2 separate regions of the Homo sapiens genome follow, and region 2 is linked to region 1. Evidence: read pairs that join two places in POLR2A ChIA-PET (ENCODE). Cell type or tissue: HepG2. All regions are shown on one strand. Region 1 overlaps TEAD1 (TEA domain transcription factor 1). Region 2 overlaps PARVA (parvin alpha).

Region 1 (2,500 bases):
AGGCTAAAGTGCAGTGGCGCAATCTTGGCTCACTGCAACCTCTGCCTCCTGGATTCAAGCAATTCTCTGCCTCAGCCTCCTGAGTAGCTGGGACTACAGGCACCCACTACCATGCCCGGCTAATTTTTGTATTTTTAGTAGACACGGGGTTTCACCATCTTGGCCAGGCTGTTGTTGAACTCCTGACCTCAAGTGATCCACCCTCGGCCTCTGAAATTGCTGGGATTACAGGCATGAGCCACTGTGCCGGGCCTAGAATTTTTATATGAGGAAGTGGTGTCCTTATTTTCTCCAGTTGCAGCTCTCTCTGCAGGGAAAGAGACATTTGGAATGTTGTGGACTTGAGAACTCTGAATGCTTTCAAAGCACTATCGTGTGTGTGTGCGCACACGCACACACAGTAGCTAGAAGTGTTAGTCTAGCACAGGAGTTAATTGAGTTAATGTGTAGGGAATTCAGTAATAACAACAGAGCGTCCTCTTTCATTTCCCAGATCCAAAGCTCTGTGACATGCATTAACAATATACCTCCATGTAGTTTGTGTCTCAGTCTGTGTACACGTGTGTGATGGCTAAATGGGAACTGCACAGCCAGTGGATTTGTGAACTTGAGCACTTGCACCTGGCTAAGGGTTTATTAAGTGTGGAAACCGTACTGTTGTTGTAAAACAGTTTTCATCTCAAGAACCACCTGCCCCTTTTAGCGGTGGCCTTTTGCACGTGTCTTGCACTAGCCAAGACAAGTCTATCCAAGAGGGAGCTTGTGGAGTAGGTTGGTGTTTGAATCTTTCCCAGTACTCCCAAATGCACATAGAATTGGTCGCCTCTCTGGGTGTCCCAGGGGGCTGTGCCCCGCTCATGTTCAGAGTTTGCTCAGCATACCACACAGGAAAGAGGCCGGCTTGCCAGGTCCTGCGGAGCGCCTTTCCAAGCCTGTGAAAGGCACGAATCATCCAGCAGCCGAGCATGCTTACAGCTGGCCCTTTGCTAGCTTTGATCTGCGAATCAGGCCACACCATGAATGCACTTATTGTCATGTTATGTGTACACAGTGTGTGAATTATTGAAAATAGGGAGGCCTGAGCCTCATCTGGTAGAGATTACAGTGCAGGCATGCTGGGCGAAGGTCTGTAATTGAAAATCCCCAGATGCTGTTTATTTGGCCTTTGTCACATGACCTGCTGCAGGAAGATTGTCTGAACAAAATGTTGCCTGCATGGAGAGTGGAGCCCGCCCTCCCCCACCCCCCAGAGCCTCCACAGGCTCAGTCTGTGCACAGCTTAAACACCTGCCCAAAGGATTTTTAAAGGCTTAAAATAGATTCACTCATAGCATTTAAATAGAGGGCATCTTGCTTGTTGGTTTAAACTGCTTAAGCGGTTGTTGACTTGTGGAACCTTCTATCCACACAAGGGTTTGCTGGATAATTTCACTCTGAGATATCTTTACAAAGCAACATTCAGGGCCCGAGCCACATAAGTAGTTTGGGCTCTGCCTTTTTTTTTTTAGAAGTCAAACTTCTGTGTGGTGAATGAGCTTGCAGATAAAGCTGTGTTGACTGTATATATTCCTTCTGTCTGTAGAAAATATTGTGGGTACTGAGAATAAGGCCCTGAGTTAGCATGTCTGACTTCCGTTTGTCCAGTTCATTCTTACCTATTCTGCCTATAAACAAGTTGAGGTGTTTCTTAGAAAATTTGTTTTTCTCAATTAAATGCTGAATGTTATGCTCTCTGTCAGTGGTGGATTGAAGTAGGATACTAAATCTGAAATTGATGAAGATCACAAGAATTAAAAACAGGGAAGATTGAGCTAATTTTGAAGTAAGAAGGGCTTTAAGCTTTCCAGGTTCATTCTGTTAGGGAACAAAACAGCCACATGTCCTCTTTCATTGCCAGTCTGTCTCAGCTGTGCTTGTGGCTTCCTCTTTGATTTCTTGGAGCTTAAGAAGAGGAAAGATTCATGGGTATTTCTGCATTCCATAAGCATCCAACACGACTGTGAGCTCCTTGAAGGCAGGAGCCCTGTTGCATTCTTCTTTGCATCCCCAGTGCCTGCCAACACAGTGCTTTCTCTGTCTTCCTGCGGCTTCCCCCTCCCTTTCTGCCTGCCCATTCAAAGAAGACAGTCACTGCGTCCCATGAGCCATGATGTCATATATTCAGATATTTTTTCTTTCAGGGAGAGACTCAAGTCAACAGTAGCAATATCATTAAGTAGCACATTCTTCATGCAGGGCCAGAGGTTGGGAGGATGGAGTAGTTGGGAGTAGGATGTGGGTCCTGCCTTCACAAAGCTCACAATCTGCCAAGGAAAAAGCAAAAACAGGCAGAATGTGGTGTAGCAAGCTTGTGCTAGCAGTGTGCACAAAGTATGGTGAGCAGGAGGGGCAGACCCAGCCCACTGCTGGGGAGTGAGTGGAGGAAGTGCCAGCTGCAGAGGCCTGGCAGCTCAGGAATCATTCATTGTTCAGTAGATTTGGTGGGGTGGGGGTGGGGGTG
Region 2 (2,500 bases), 380 kb before region 1:
TCAAATATTGCGTTTCTAGTCACACTTTAGAGATGTTTCAATACCTCTCCATTTACAAATTGGCTCACTTTGGCTATACAACAAGTCTTGGGACAGGTGTGACTTTACTTACCTTATAAAATGTAAGCTGGAAATGCTGCCCCAGAAATGTGCGTGCATGCGTACGCACATGTGCGCACACACAGTCAGGCTAAAATGGAAATGTATTTTGTTTTTCTGGGAAAAAGGTAAAATCCTTTGCATCCCATTCTCTGCTTTGGCAAATTCTGCCTCAACTCATAACCTGTGCAGTTGAAGGGTGGTCTTGACAGTTTGGATTATGTATTCAGCAAATATTTCTTGAGTGCTTACAATGCTTGAGGTGTTGTTTTAAGTAATAATAATAGTTGCATGTATTTACCTAGCTCTTACCAGCTGCCAGGCATGCTTCTGGGTACTTTGCATATATTAACTCATTTAGTCTTCTCAGCAACCCTTGGAGGTCGGCAATATTGCTGTCACTCCCATTTTGCAGGTGAGGAATCTAAGGCATGAGAGGTTGATGAACTTGCCCAAGGCCACAGAGCTGGTGAGTGGTAGAGTCTGGATATGAACGTAGGCAGCTTGGCTTCTAACCACTGTGCCCTCTGGCCTCATGGGGGATCTAATAGTGAACAAAAGAGAAATAGTGCCAGTCCTTACAAAACTTACATTCTGGTGAGGGAGAGAGTTAACAGCCATATAAGTTTTTATTTCAGATCATGATGAGAAAATAGATCATGATGAGAAAATAAAACATGAGAGGGAGGTGGGAGGGCGCTAATCAGAGTCTCATAGAATAAAACCTCAGCTCCTACCTATGACCTGAGTATGATGGGAAGTCACAAGAAAGCTTGAAGTGGGAGAATGTATGATCCTATTTACATTTTTGTAGAACATTCTCGCTGCACTGTGGGAAGTAGGTGAGAGTGGGGGAAATGCAAGCAAAGCAGTAGACCAGTTAGAAGGTGGTTCTGATAGGCCAGGCAAAAGATAACGGTGGCTCAAGTCAGGATGATAGAGCAGGGAGATGGTGAGAAGTGTTTGGAATTGGGTCCTGGTTTGGAGGCGGAGCCCACAATACTTGCCAGTGTTTTGGACAGATGCAAAAGGTGAGGAAAATGAGAACTTAAGAGTGATTCCTCGGAGCTTGGCGTGAACCATGGTGTAAACAGTGGTGCCATCTACTGAAGAGGATAAGAATAAAGAACAGGTTCATTTTAGTGCTGGTATGGTGGGTATGAGGGTGTTGAGAATCACAAGTTCTGTTTGGATGTGTACATTTGAGATCTCTATTAGTAGACCTAAGAGGAGACATTGAATAAGTGATTAGATTCATAAGCTTGGAGCTCCAGGCTGGAGATTTAAATGTGGACATGGACATTAGTTGAATGGGATGACCTAGGACATTATCCACTTACTCTTTTAAAAATTTTATTTTTTAACTTTAAGTTCAGGGGTACATGTTTGTTACATAGGCAAACTTGTGTCCTGGGGGCTTGTTGTATGGATTATTTTCCCATCAACTATAGACTGGATAAAGAAAATGTGGTACATATACACCATGGAACACTATGCAGCCATGAATAAAGAAAGGATCATGTAATTTGCAGCGACGTGGATGGAGCTGGAGGCCATTATCCTTAGCAAACTAACAGGAGCAGAAAACCAAATATGGCATGTCCTCACTTAAATCATGAGAACATACTTGATGATCTTGTGATGGAACCTTTCTACATCCATGCTGTCTGGTGTTGTAGGTACCAGCCACCTGTGGCCATTGAGTACTTGAAATGTGGTTGGTGCAGCTACGGAGCGGAATTTTTAATTCACTGAAATTTAAATAGCTCAAGTGGCTAGTAGCTACTGTATTGGACAGTGCCGATCAGTGTAGCTACAGGAGAGAAAGTCCCAGGCAGGAGCAAGTTCCTTCATTGGCCAGTAAGCCTAGCCTTGCAGCCACATTTAAACATGACTTTATTTCCACTGCTCACTCCTTGCGTAGCAATGCTTGTTAACAAAGTAATGAAAATTGTGCTTCTTTGTGAGAAATAGCCTGAGAAAGAAAGAAAACTGGTAGTTCTAGGGGAGATATTAGAAGAAACTATAGAATTTTAAGGAAACAGTTGTGCTTAGCTGGAAAACAAACACAATCTGTACCTACAGAATCATTTAAGCCAGGGATGTCCAATCTTTTGGCTTCCCTGGGCCACATTGGAAGGAGGAGGATTGTCTTAGGCCACACATAAAATACACTAAACACTAATGATAGCTGATGAGCTATTAAAAATCTCCAGATAATGTCATAATGTTTTAAGAAAGTTTATGAATTTGTGTTGGGCTGCATTCAAAGCCATCCTGGACCACATTGCAGCCCGTGAGCTGTGGGTTGGACAAGCTTGATTTAAGCTTTGAAGGTACCCCTTCTGTGTTTCTGTCATGTTTTATGGAGAATTCTATGAAATAGTCGGTGTCTGTGAAT

The links. ChIA-PET counts read pairs that join two places held together with the same protein. Peaks named below come from ENCODE experiments on the same cell type or tissue, not always from the same donor. Only the 100,000 strongest peaks of a DNase experiment are listed, where the experiment ranks them.
Region 2: POLR2A ChIA-PET joins it to region 1 with 12 read pairs; 2 of 35 experiments call an interaction of 5 or more read pairs at or near these places.

Annotation. Positions count from the first base shown.
Region 1 is chr11:12,845,009-12,847,508 of GRCh38, forward strand. All of the region lies in intron 3 of TEAD1 (TEA domain transcription factor 1), which reads left to right. Among named protein-coding and RNA genes, the nearest start is that of TEAD1-AS1, 77 kb to the right of the region's middle. RefSeq lists an enhancer at 1-1,991. In HepG2, no CTCF peak of the experiment used is centred here; DNase peaks (open chromatin) are centred at 293 and 1,053; H3K4me3 peaks cover 1,297 bases.
Region 2 is chr11:12,469,925-12,472,424 of GRCh38, forward strand. The region is part of intron 1 of PARVA (parvin alpha); the gene reads left to right. Among named protein-coding and RNA genes, the nearest start is that of PARVA, 94 kb to the left of the region's middle. In HepG2, no CTCF peak of the experiment used is centred here; no DNase peak of the experiment used is centred here.